Regions from separate parts of the Mus musculus genome. Here region 1 is linked to region 2. A link is a loop called in an ENCODE intact Hi-C map of the cell type or tissue named here. Cell type or tissue: heart. All regions are shown on one strand. Links, peaks and the distances in the headings refer to the core of each region. The heading gives the core; the rest is flanking DNA. Region 1 holds the start of Def6 (differentially expressed in FDCP 6). Region 2 has its middle 3.6 kb from the start of Tulp1.

Region 1 (5,363 bases), core at 274-5,273, 160 kb before region 2:
TGGAGCACACAGGTCTGTGGGGTCTGGAAGGGAGGAACTGACCTCTCCCCCTGCTGCACCTCTCCACAGCTGGAGGACCAGCAGACCCTGGAGGAGGCCATAAGCGTAGCCACTGCTGCTATGCAGCAAGGGGCTGTGACCCTGGAAACCACAGAGAGCGGCTGCTGAGCCCAAGAGGACCAGCTCCCACACCACACTGGAGAAGGCTCCATGCTCACAGGCAGCCCTGCCTCCGGGGCCCCCAGCCACAGCTGACCCCAAGAAGATGGCCGCATAGGCCTCAGGGGTGATGAGGCAACAGGAAAATGGCCTCTAGTGGAAAGGTCTGTGGGCTACACCCAAGATGAGGGCCAGGCAGCAGGCAGTCGACACTGAGCTTGGTCACCAGGCTGCCAGACACCTGCGTCCCTCCCTTGGCAGGATATTATTCCTGCTCTGTCCACTCCCTTCCTCAGGGAGGTGGTGACTAGGTGGACGAGGACTGGCCTCCACCCTGGCTGCTAGTACCACCAGGGGAAAGGCCGACAGCTTTCAGCCCAGCGCCTCCCAGCAATAACCGTCTCCTGGGGCTACGGTGGCCAAGATGCCTAGCCACTTGGCACCAGGGACTTCCCACCACCACAGTCAGAATTAATTCCTCAGGGGCCTGTGGCTGGAGTGAAGGTGCCTCTTCGCTTGTCTGTGGCAGAGAGGCAAGCGAGTGGCCTGTACCCAGACTGCTGGGGACTGGGTTTCATTTGTTTTGTGGTTTGGGTTTTTAATCCTATTTTGATAATTTTTTTTCCTGCTCTGGGTGGTGGTGGCAAACGGGCGGATGAGTATTTAATAAAAGTTGCAAGTTTCCACCTGGGCTCCTCCATCATTTCAGTGCTGGTCCCTGGTGGCAGGGCTGGCCAAGCTCCAGCCTGCTTTCCTAGCCCTGCGTGGCCTCAGCGCCCACCCATGCAGCAGGTGGCTCTCCATGGGTCCAGGCAGGAAGAGGCCCTAAGAGAGGTGAGCTCTGGGACCCGCTGGTAGGCTTTTGCCCACACCTACGCCAAACAGGACCCGAGTGGCTGTGCTTCTTCCTGGGCTGTGGCTGAATCTGGGGTAATGCCCGGGCTGCCAGAATTCTGGGTCTTCTGCCTTGCCATCATTGAACAGAGCCTGGACCCTTCCTTCCCTGCCACCATCACTACATACAACCTCACCAGGGTTCCAGTGACTTCTTCCCAGTGCTAACATCCCGGCTCTGTAACCCAGTTAGGGGGCAGGATGTCTAAGTTCATGCCGTGAGACCCCAAAGACACAGGGGGACCCCGCTAAAGAACCCCCAAAAAGAACGTCAGAAGGCCAGAGCAGCCACAGCTGGACAGGTTCTGGCACCTCATGAAGAGCAGCTATAATGCTACCCACAGCTGTGTAGGAACACTGTGGGAACTGTGGGAGCCTCTCCCTCCCTCCTCGTCATCTCTCTGTATGATGCTCTCATGAGCCCCCAGCCCCTTCCTGCTGACAGAGCCAGGAAATCAGGGACCAAGTGCATAAGATTATCCTCTCCTGGGACACCTAAGGAAGCCCTCATTTGCTGTTGCTCAGCTGGGATCTTTTCTCTCCTCCTCCTCCTCTTCCTCTCCTCCTCCTCTTCTTCCTCCTCCTCTTCCTCCTCCTCTCTTCCTCTTCCCCCTCTCCTCCTCTTCTTCTTCCTCCTCTTCCTCCTCCTCCTCCTTCTTCCTCTCTCTCTCTCTCTTCCTCTCTCTCTCTCCCCTCCCTTCCTCCCTCCCCCCTTCTGGGCTTTTTTATAGTTTGTTTTTGAGACAGAACTGTTCTTCATAGCCTAGGTGGTCTCAAACTCATCCCAAGGTTTTAGAACTCCAAGTGAGGAGCAAGTGGAGGGGCTGGGTATATGCCCCTGTGAGTGAGTAGGTGGATGGGTGGAGCACAACTCCAGAATTAGCTTCCACTGACTTCATTGAAATTTAATGGCCACCATGATCTGTGTGGGCATTGCATCTGAAGAAGTGGAGGCTGCTGAAGAGGGCTCTGCCCATGGCCTGCCCTGCCCCTGACTGGATTTCTGACGTGAGCCCCACTGTCAAGGTCACCCTGTGTGCCTAAATACAGGCTCTGGTGTCTTGAAAGCCATCAAGTACAAAGTGGGCAGTATTCTGAAGTTTCTTTTAGAGCCAAGGCCCGGGGAGGGGGAAACAGCAAACCAAACTGCCAAGGCACCCTGTCGTGGAGAAGCGGAGAAGCAGCTGGCTCTGTCCTTCCTCCGCTGGGTTGCTTTTGCTTGGGTAGAACTCTGCACTGAGCTTCTGCTGGGTGGCTCTAAAGAAATATCCTGTCCCGGGCCTACAGGGCCTACAGTTTTCTTTCTGTCCAGTCTCAGGCACCCACACAGCTCTGTGAGGTAGGAACGTACTAAGAGTAGACTGTTGGGGCTAACTCATCCAATCGCTTCCACTTGGTAAGCTTGACTCCTGATCCTGTGTCCCTCCAAGTCTGGAAGGGCCTGCTTCCTCTCTCTAGAGCTACCACTGGGAGCCTGGGAAGATCCTGAGGCAAGCAGGCTTCTAAAGTGACTATCTGTGCTGAGGGAGCCAGGGCCCAAAGGAGGGCTCCAGCTCTGGGAGGGTCAGCCCTGGAAGCAGAGCGTGGCGAGAGCAGCTGGCTAGGCCCTGGAAGCAAGAGGGAACAGGCAGGTGGAGCTCTCGCTCCGCTCTGCACCAGGGCCTCTCTGCGGTCTGCAGCCGTTTGCATTTCCTGAAACCGGATCTTGGTGTCAGAGCCGCCCCTGGGCCGGGGCGGGCGCCTCAGCCATGGCCCTGCGCAAGGAGCTGCTCAAGTCTATCTGGTACGCCTTCACTGCACTGGACGTGGAGAAGAGCGGCAAGGTCTCCAAGTCCCAACTCAAGGTGAGTGGCATCCTTGGGGCTCAGGGGAGGCTGACTCAACGTGCCAGCTCCCACCCCAGAGAGTCAGCCACGGAAGCCTTTGCTACTGGCAGACACCTTGCCATCCAGCAGCCCTGGCCCCGGGTGGAGCGCTGACGGGGCCACAAAGGCAGCGTAGCTCAGTGGATGCTCCCCAGAGGGCTCATGCCACCAGAAGCCACTGTCTAGAACCAAGTACCCTGACTGGACAGACAGTAGAGGTGGCATCACGAGGTTCCGAGATTGAGTAGCCAGGCCCCTTCCCGGGCTCCTTGTGGGTTCCCCAGCGTCATGCTTGGGCACGTACCCTGCTCCTCCCTGTGGCTTCCTCATGGCTTTGAAGAAAAACAGTTAGTGCTTGCCCTTGGCTCTGAGAGCCTCCTCCATTTGCAAAGCAAGCTGGCGACTTGAAGCAAGCGGTAATGTGGGCCACCTATCAGCGCAGGAACAGAACAGGTTGGGAGATTTATCTTATAAGACCTCGGGCTGAGGGTGTCGGGGAAGCCGGGTCTGAGAAAACCTCTTCCGTGACCACACACACACACACACACACACACACACACACTCTACTCACCCCCATCATCTTAAAACCATTAGGCCTGGACAGTTCCAAGGAGCGGAAGGAGCTCTCTCCTTCCTGGGTAGGTGTCTTCTTCCCAGGGGAGAATGTAGGAGAAACCAGCAGAAGTCTAGGCTGCTGGAGCCAGGGAGTGTTGGGCCAAGTGTCAGAGTAGCCTCAACCCTGCTAGGGATCCAGTCACTCTCTGTAAATACTTTACCTGGAGCACCACAGGAGGCTGTGTCTGCCTCCCACTCGCCCCTCAAGATCTGGGTATTTACAATTTCCACTGTTCACAACCATGATAGGAACCCTGGGAGGCAGATGGCACAGAACAGGCATGGCCCACCTCTGTCTCAACTCCGACATTGCTGAAGCTGGGTCCTATGAACTTAGAAGCTCTAGCCAGCTCCATCTACCCAGCTGAGCTGGCTTTCTGAGCATCTAATGACTAAGGTTCTACTGCCCCAGGAAAGAGAGTCCAGTACCACCTCTGGTTCCCTAGAGAGGCAAGGTTAGCCCTTCCCATGTCTGCCCAGCTCTCGTCACCGAGTTGAGTTCTGCCCAGAAAGAAAAACAGGTCATCCAGACACCAATCCTGTAGAAACTGTGCCCCCCCCCCCCACACACACACCTTCCCCCAAACCCTGTCTCTTTAGTACTCCACCACATGGCTTCTTGCTCCCAAGATACTATGTTCCATCTCTGTGACTTCTGACCCCTCTCCAGGCTCTCTGTGTGCCTTGTGTGCATAGTGTGCAGCCCTTGGTGTCATCAGTTAGAAAGGCCTCCCAATTAGAGCCCCCCCCCCCGTTAGCTTCTGACCAGCCCCTTCCTGCCCCACTCCCACTCCCCAATGCCCACAGGTTGGGAATTTCTGGGGAAGAACCTCTGAGCGCATATACCCTTAAACTGTGCTCCTCCCTGCTCGAATCGAGCCCTCTTGTAGTGACATCTCTGGCCAGAAACAGTAAATGTCACTCACATCTGCCTCACAGGAAACCTGTCCACTCTCAAACTAACACTGAGAGTTTTGGGGCCATGTGAATGAGAGGCAGAAATGTCAGGACCCTTGCATGTGAGGGAAGGGTCCCCCCCCCCCAACCTGGGCCAATGTGGTGGATGCTGGGCCGGGAGGGAAGTAATGACATTGCTGGAGGTGGGGAGAGTCAGAGAGGAGGAATGGAGAAGTGGTCAGAAGGTGGAGGAAGAAGCAGAGGACAGAGATAGGCTAGCAGGGTACACCCAGTCTCCTGTGGATGTAGGGGGTGAGGGCTCGGGCTTAGCTGGTTTTAAGAATATGGTTCACAGCCTTGGTGGCCTCTGATGGGGACAGGCAGGAAACTGTATAACCCCCCCAACCCCAGATCACACTGAGTCTGAGTTGCCTCTTCTCCCCTCCGAATGCTTATGGAGGGCTGCTTTGGTTGGCCTGGTGCATCCTGGGGGGGGCCAGAGGGGGAGGGGGAGGGGCTGGGCTGAGAAAAGCCCAGGTGGGACACACCTGGATGTGGTGGCACACCTGTGATCCCAGGACTTGAGGTTGAAGCACGACACTCCAGGGATTGTCTCAAAAAAAAAAAAAAAAAAAAAAAAGAAAAGAAAAGAAAAAAGAAGAAGGAGAAGAAGAAGGAGGAGGAGGAGGAGAAAGAAGGAGGAGAAGGAGAAAGAAGGAGAAGAAGAAGAAGAAGAAGAAGAAGAAGAAGAAGAAGAAGAAGAAAAACGAATGTAGAGGACAGAGAGGGAGGGAGGTTTTTTGGGGGGGGGGCAGGGCTGGGTGCGGGAGAAACAAGATTTTTTTTTTTTTTTTTTTTTTTTTTTTTGGTTTTTCCAGACAGGGTTTCTCTGTGTGGCCCTGGCTGTCCTGGAACTCATTCTGTAGACCAGGC
Region 2 (5,363 bases), core at 65-5,064:
TGCCTTGCTGGCTTGACTTGAGAGATGTATCGCAAGCGGTTGGGTTAAGGGGTCCCCAAAGCTTCCAGATCAGGAAGGGAGTCAGCAAGACACAAGGGTCACCCACAGCCTGGTGTGCTGGGAGGTGTGGGTTACTTGGAGGCAGCCCTGAGTGTGTCACTGAAGAGCTGCCGCCCCATCACCCTACATATAAGATAGGTGTAATAGCCCTGTGGAACCACAGGAAATGAGGTGACAGAGGAGAAGCCGCATACAGCAGACACTCGGTACTCTCCTTGGGTGCCCTTCTTCAGGGCCCACTGCACACAACACACATCTTGACCAGGGTTTGATTTCTTTCTTTCTTTCTCTCTTTCTTTCTTTCTTTCTTTCTTTCTTTCTTTCTTTCTTTCTTTCTCTTTCTTTCTTTTTTTAAGATTTATTTATTTATCATATGTAAGTACACTGTAGCTGTCTTCAGACACACATCAGATCTCATTACAGATGGTTGTGAGCCACCATGTGGTTGCTGGGAATTGAACTCAGGACCTCTGGAAGAGCAGTCAGTTTTAATCACTGAGTCATCTCTCCAGTCCCTCAAGAAATCTTTTTTTTTTTTAAAGATTTATTTATTTATTATATGTAAGTACACTGTAGTTGTCTTCAGACACTCCAAAAGAGGGCATCAGATCTTGTTACAGATGGTTGTGAGCCACCATGTGGTTGCTGGGATTTGAACTCTGGACCTTCGGAAGAGCAGTCGGGTGCTCTTACCCACTGAGCCATCTCACCAGCCCTCAAGAAATCTTAATAAAAGTAAATCCTGGGCTGGAGAGATGGCTCAGTGGTTAAGAGCACTGACTGCTCTTCCAGTGGTCCTGAGTTCAATTCCCAGCAACCACATGGTGGCTCACAACCATCTGTAATGGATTCTGATGCCCTATTTTTTTTTTTTTTTTTGGTGTCTGAAGACAGCTACAGTGTACTCATATAAATAAAATAACCCTTTTAATAAATAAATAAATCTTTAAAAAATAAAAATCTTAAAAACCAAAACCAAATCCAAGGACTGGTAAGATGATGGCTCAGTAGGTAAGAGGAGCTTGCTGCAGAGCTTGAACACCTACGTTAGATCTCCAGAACTCACATGCTGGGAAGCCAAAACCAACTCCTACAAGCTGACCTCTGACCTCCAGGAGTGTGTGTGTCCCAGGGCACTCACACACACCCCCTCCACAGGCAACAAATGTAACTTTAAAACTAAAAATGTATAATTTTTTTGAGTCATCTTGAGTAGAATGTGCTCAAATTCCCTCCCCTTGACATCGACATTTTAATTCCCTAGTTCCCCAGTTCCCGGCAGGGGCCGTCCCAAGGGGACTCTGAGAAAAGCAGACCTCGGAGGGCTAATGGCTTGGGGCGTGGGAAGGGGACTCAGGTGGGTCAGAGGTGACTTTAGGATTTTGAGCGTCCAGCGCAGGCCGAGAGTCAGGTCTGGGACATAGATAGGCAGGCGTCAGGAGCTTTGATCTGCTGACCTCCTGGACTGCAGGACAGACAGGCTTGGTCTCTATAATTACACCTTGTTTTGAACTCAATGGGACATTTCTTAACCAGATCCCTGCCTGGCCTTAGTCACCAGACTCAATTCCACATAAATTTAGCTGCTTTCTAAAAATCAACTTTCAGAAGACAGACATTGCCTGGTCCCCAAGTTCACCCATGACTCATGACTTAAGTCACTTGCCCAAAGCTACATAGCTTGCTCTCTCAGTAACTCCAGATGACACCTACGATGGGCCTGGTTTTTTTTTTTTTTTTTTTTTTTCTTTTTTGGTTTTTTGAGACAGGGTTTCTCTGTATAGCCCTGGCTGTCCTGGAACTCACTTTGTAGACCAGGCTGGCCTTGAACTCAGAAATCCTCCTGCCTCTGCCTCCCAAGTGCTGGGATTAAAGGCGTGTGCCACCACTGCCCACTCATTTTGTTTGTTTTTTTGTTTTTCGAGACAGGGTTTCTCTGTGTAGCCCTGGCTGTCCTGGAACTCACTTTGTAGACCAGGCTGGCCTTGAACTCAGAAATTCACCTGCCTCTGCCTCCCAAGTGCTGGGATTAAAGGCATTTTAAAAAAACTTTTTACAATATCATTTTAGAAAACAATATTTATTCATTTTTTACTGCGTGGATGTTTTACCCTCAGGGGTAGAAGAGGCCGTCCGAGCCCTGGAACTGGAGGTTAGAGATGGTTGTGAGCTGCCAAAGGGATGCTGAGATCCAAACCCAGTCTTCCGCAAGGGAAGCGAGTGCTCTGAGCCCCTTGGTATTTTCTTGTTAAGCCTAGTCCCTGGCTTTAAACACCAGTAGACACATGCCCTTCCCACTCTGTGGCTAAGTGTACCTACCACGGGAGAATTCTAGCAACTGACTGATACTTTGTGAAGTGCCTGCTATGCTCCCGGTACCCTCTGTCCAGCAGATCCCATAACCTTCTGTCACGGATCAGGAAACGGGGAGGGTGTGGATGGCAGACCCGGAATGGCACTTAACCTCAGGCTCCCTGGCTCCCCCTAGCGGCGAAGAGGCGAGGGACCCGGGAGCGACCCCGGAGAAAGCTTCAGGCAGGACAAACTGCAACACACATCCCACAGCCTGGTGGCCAATTACACATGTCCTCTTTGCTGCAGCTTCTCCCTCCATCTATGAAATTCGTTCGCTCATTGGAAGGGTTAGTTACTTTCTTCTGGTGGGCTTTTAAACCTCCAGGAGCAGCATCAGGGAGCACTTCACTGACTGGTGCAAACAAACAAAAACCCCTGAGAGCCAGGCGTGGTGGCGCACGCCTTTAATTCCAGCACTTGGGAGGCAGAAGCAGGCAGATTTCTGAGTTCGAGGCCAGCCTGGTCTACAAAGTGAGTTCCAGGACATCCAGAGCTATACAGAGAAACCCTGTCTCAAAAACAAAACAAAACAAAAAACCAAAACAACAACCAAAAACCCTGAGAACCTAGAACACACGCAGCAGTGCTCCCTACAAAGGCATCCTTGCAGCACTTGCCAGTAGCGGGGGGTGGGGGTGGGGGTGTGGGTGGAGGGTGCTGCTCACAGGACTTAGGTCTTTCCTCCTTAGCCAGCTGCGGGAGTCACTGAGAGGCCACAGAGCAAATAGAGAGACCTGCGCCCAGTGCTAGCCCAGCCCCGGGCAGTGAGGGAGTGACTCAGTCACCACTTCTCAGGAGCCTCCAGAAAGTTGATAGGGCTCTTGCCTAGTGCATCTCTGAAGCCCCCCCCCCCACACCCTCCTTTCAGGCAGGCTGTGCCTCCCTTCCCCCCAAAACAGCTCCACCTACCAGGGACCAAGTGTGCAAAGAGCTGAGCCTCTGGGGGCCATCTTCCACTCAAGGCACCTCAGGACTAATCGGGACTTAGAAGCAGAGCGAAGGCTGAGGCCCCTGGCTTTCTCTTCCTCTGGTCTGGCCACAGAGAACCAAGTCCACAATTTTCAGGGTTTCCAAAAGTGGATCTCTGGCAAAATGGGCTCTTTAAGGTCTCCCTTGTGTTCCTGTAATTCCAGGACTTAGCAGAAGGATTTCAGGGGTGGTGGTGGTTAGAGAGATCCTTGGCTACATAGAGTTTGAGGCCAGCCTGGGCTACGTGGGACCTTGACTCCGGAGTTTGTATTTTCATATGGCACCAGGCGAAGACAGGGAGTCCTTTATTTATTTATTTATTTATTTATTTATTTATTTATTTATTATATGTAAGTACACTGTAGCTGTCTTCAGACACTCCAGAAGAGGGCGTCAGATCTCATTACGGATGGTTGTGAGCCACCATGTGGTTGCTGGGATTTGGACTCCAGACGTTTGGACTCACCAGCCCAACAGGGACTCCTTCTACACCTGCCTTTGACCTACTTCAGGCCTTGTTCAGTGTAGAATGTGGGTCTGTGATCTGAACTGGACCAGGTAATTTACGAGATTGGTTTTTTTAAAAAAAGATTTATTCATTTTACTTATATGAGTACACTGTGGCTGTCTTCAACACACCAGAAGAGTACATTGGATCCCATTACAGATGGTTGTGAGCCACACATGGTTGTTGGGATTTGACCTCAAGACTTCTAGAAGAGCAATCAGTGCTCTTGACCGTTGAGCCATCTCTCCAGCTCCCAATTTACAAGATTTTGTTTGTTTCTACTTTTTACTTGAAAACAGTTTTAACCTGTGGCACACACCTTTAATCGAAATACTCAGGAGGCAGAGGCAGGAAGAGCTCTGAGTTTGAGGCCAGCCTGGTCTATAGAGTGAGCTCCAGGACAGCCAAGGTTATACACTGAGACTCTGTTTTAGGCCTCCCCCCCCCCCCGCCCCAAACCCCAGTCCTCCCAACAAAAAATATCATGAAACATCTTGGTTAAAGATCCCTGTGGGTCATTGCTAAGTGTGAACCAGGCTGGGCTGGGTTATAAATGATACAGTCTTCAGAGGAAATCCAAGATGAACCCCCAAATGACACAGATTAGGTGTCTCAGTTGGATTCGTTTTTCTCTACCAGTTAAAGATTATTTTGAGACTGGGCCTCTCTGTGTAGCCTTAACTGTCTTGGAACTAGCCCTGTAGACCAGGCTGGCCTCAAACTCACATAGATCTGCCTCTCTCTGCCTCTGCCTCTGCCTCTGCCTCTGCCTCTGCCTCTGCCTCTGCCTCTGCCTCTGCCTCTGCCTCTGCCTCTGCCTCTGCCTCTGCCTCTGCCTCTGCCTCTGCCTCTGCCTCTGCCTCTGCCTCTGCCTCTGCCTCTGCCTCTGCCTCTGCCTCTGCCTCTGCCTCTGCCTCTGCCTCTGCCTCTGCCTCTGCCTCTGCCTCTGCCTCTGCCTCTGCCTCTGCCTCTGCCTCTGCCTCTGCCTCTGCCTCTGCCTCTGCCTCTGCCTCTGCCTCTGCCTCTGCCTCTGCCTCTGCCTCAGCCGCCCAGCCCCGTTAAAGAATTAGAAGGTGGAAGAGATCTAAAGCATAACAAGTAGCCACAGAGAAACCTTACACATGGCAGATGGAGAAATGTGCATGCGTGCGCACACACATACATACATACATACATACATACACACATACACACACACACACACACACACACACACAGAGGCTCTCTTTCTCTCTCTCTCTCTCTTTCTCTCTCTCTCTGCACACACACACACACAGAAAGGCTCTCTGCAAAGCAGAGGAGACTCAGACAGCTTGCAAATACAGTCTTCAAGGGCTGGGCTCTTACGGCCTCTCATGTGTTTTCCTTGCCTAATTTACTTTGAAGAAAGCCAGGATAGGCGATTGGCCAGAGCTGGTTATTTTATTTCTTGTCATAAGCAGGCCTTGGCCTTGTACTTGGTGAGTCAGAC

What was found. Hi-C counts contacts between places; a loop is a spot of excess contacts. Peaks named below come from ENCODE experiments on the same cell type or tissue, not always from the same donor. Only the 100,000 strongest peaks of a DNase experiment are listed, where the experiment ranks them.
Region 1: it touches region 2 in a loop (8-fold over the local background); 9 of 42 quality-filtered maps call a loop at or near these places.

What each region holds. Positions count from the first base shown.
Region 1 is chr17:28,205,042-28,210,404 of GRCm38, forward strand. Zfp523 (zinc finger protein 523) reads left to right here. Exons shown (of 14, transcript NM_001357995.1): 14 at 70-845. The coding sequence ends at 168. Def6 (differentially expressed in FDCP 6) reads left to right here and starts at 2,737. Exons shown (of 11, transcript NM_027185.3): 1 at 2,737-2,897. The coding sequence starts at 2,802. In heart, for the core only: a CTCF peak has its summit at 2,685; a DNase peak (open chromatin) is centred at 2,740; H3K4me3 peaks cover 1,179 bases; H3K27ac peaks cover 1,755 bases.
Region 2 is chr17:28,366,115-28,371,477 of GRCm38, forward strand. No RefSeq gene overlaps it. Among named protein-coding and RNA genes, the nearest start is that of Tulp1, 3.6 kb to the left of the region's middle. In heart, for the core only: a CTCF peak has its summit at 2,545 (motif pointing left); a DNase peak (open chromatin) is centred at 2,537; H3K4me3 peaks cover 296 bases; H3K27ac peaks cover 257 bases; H3K27me3 peaks cover 265 bases.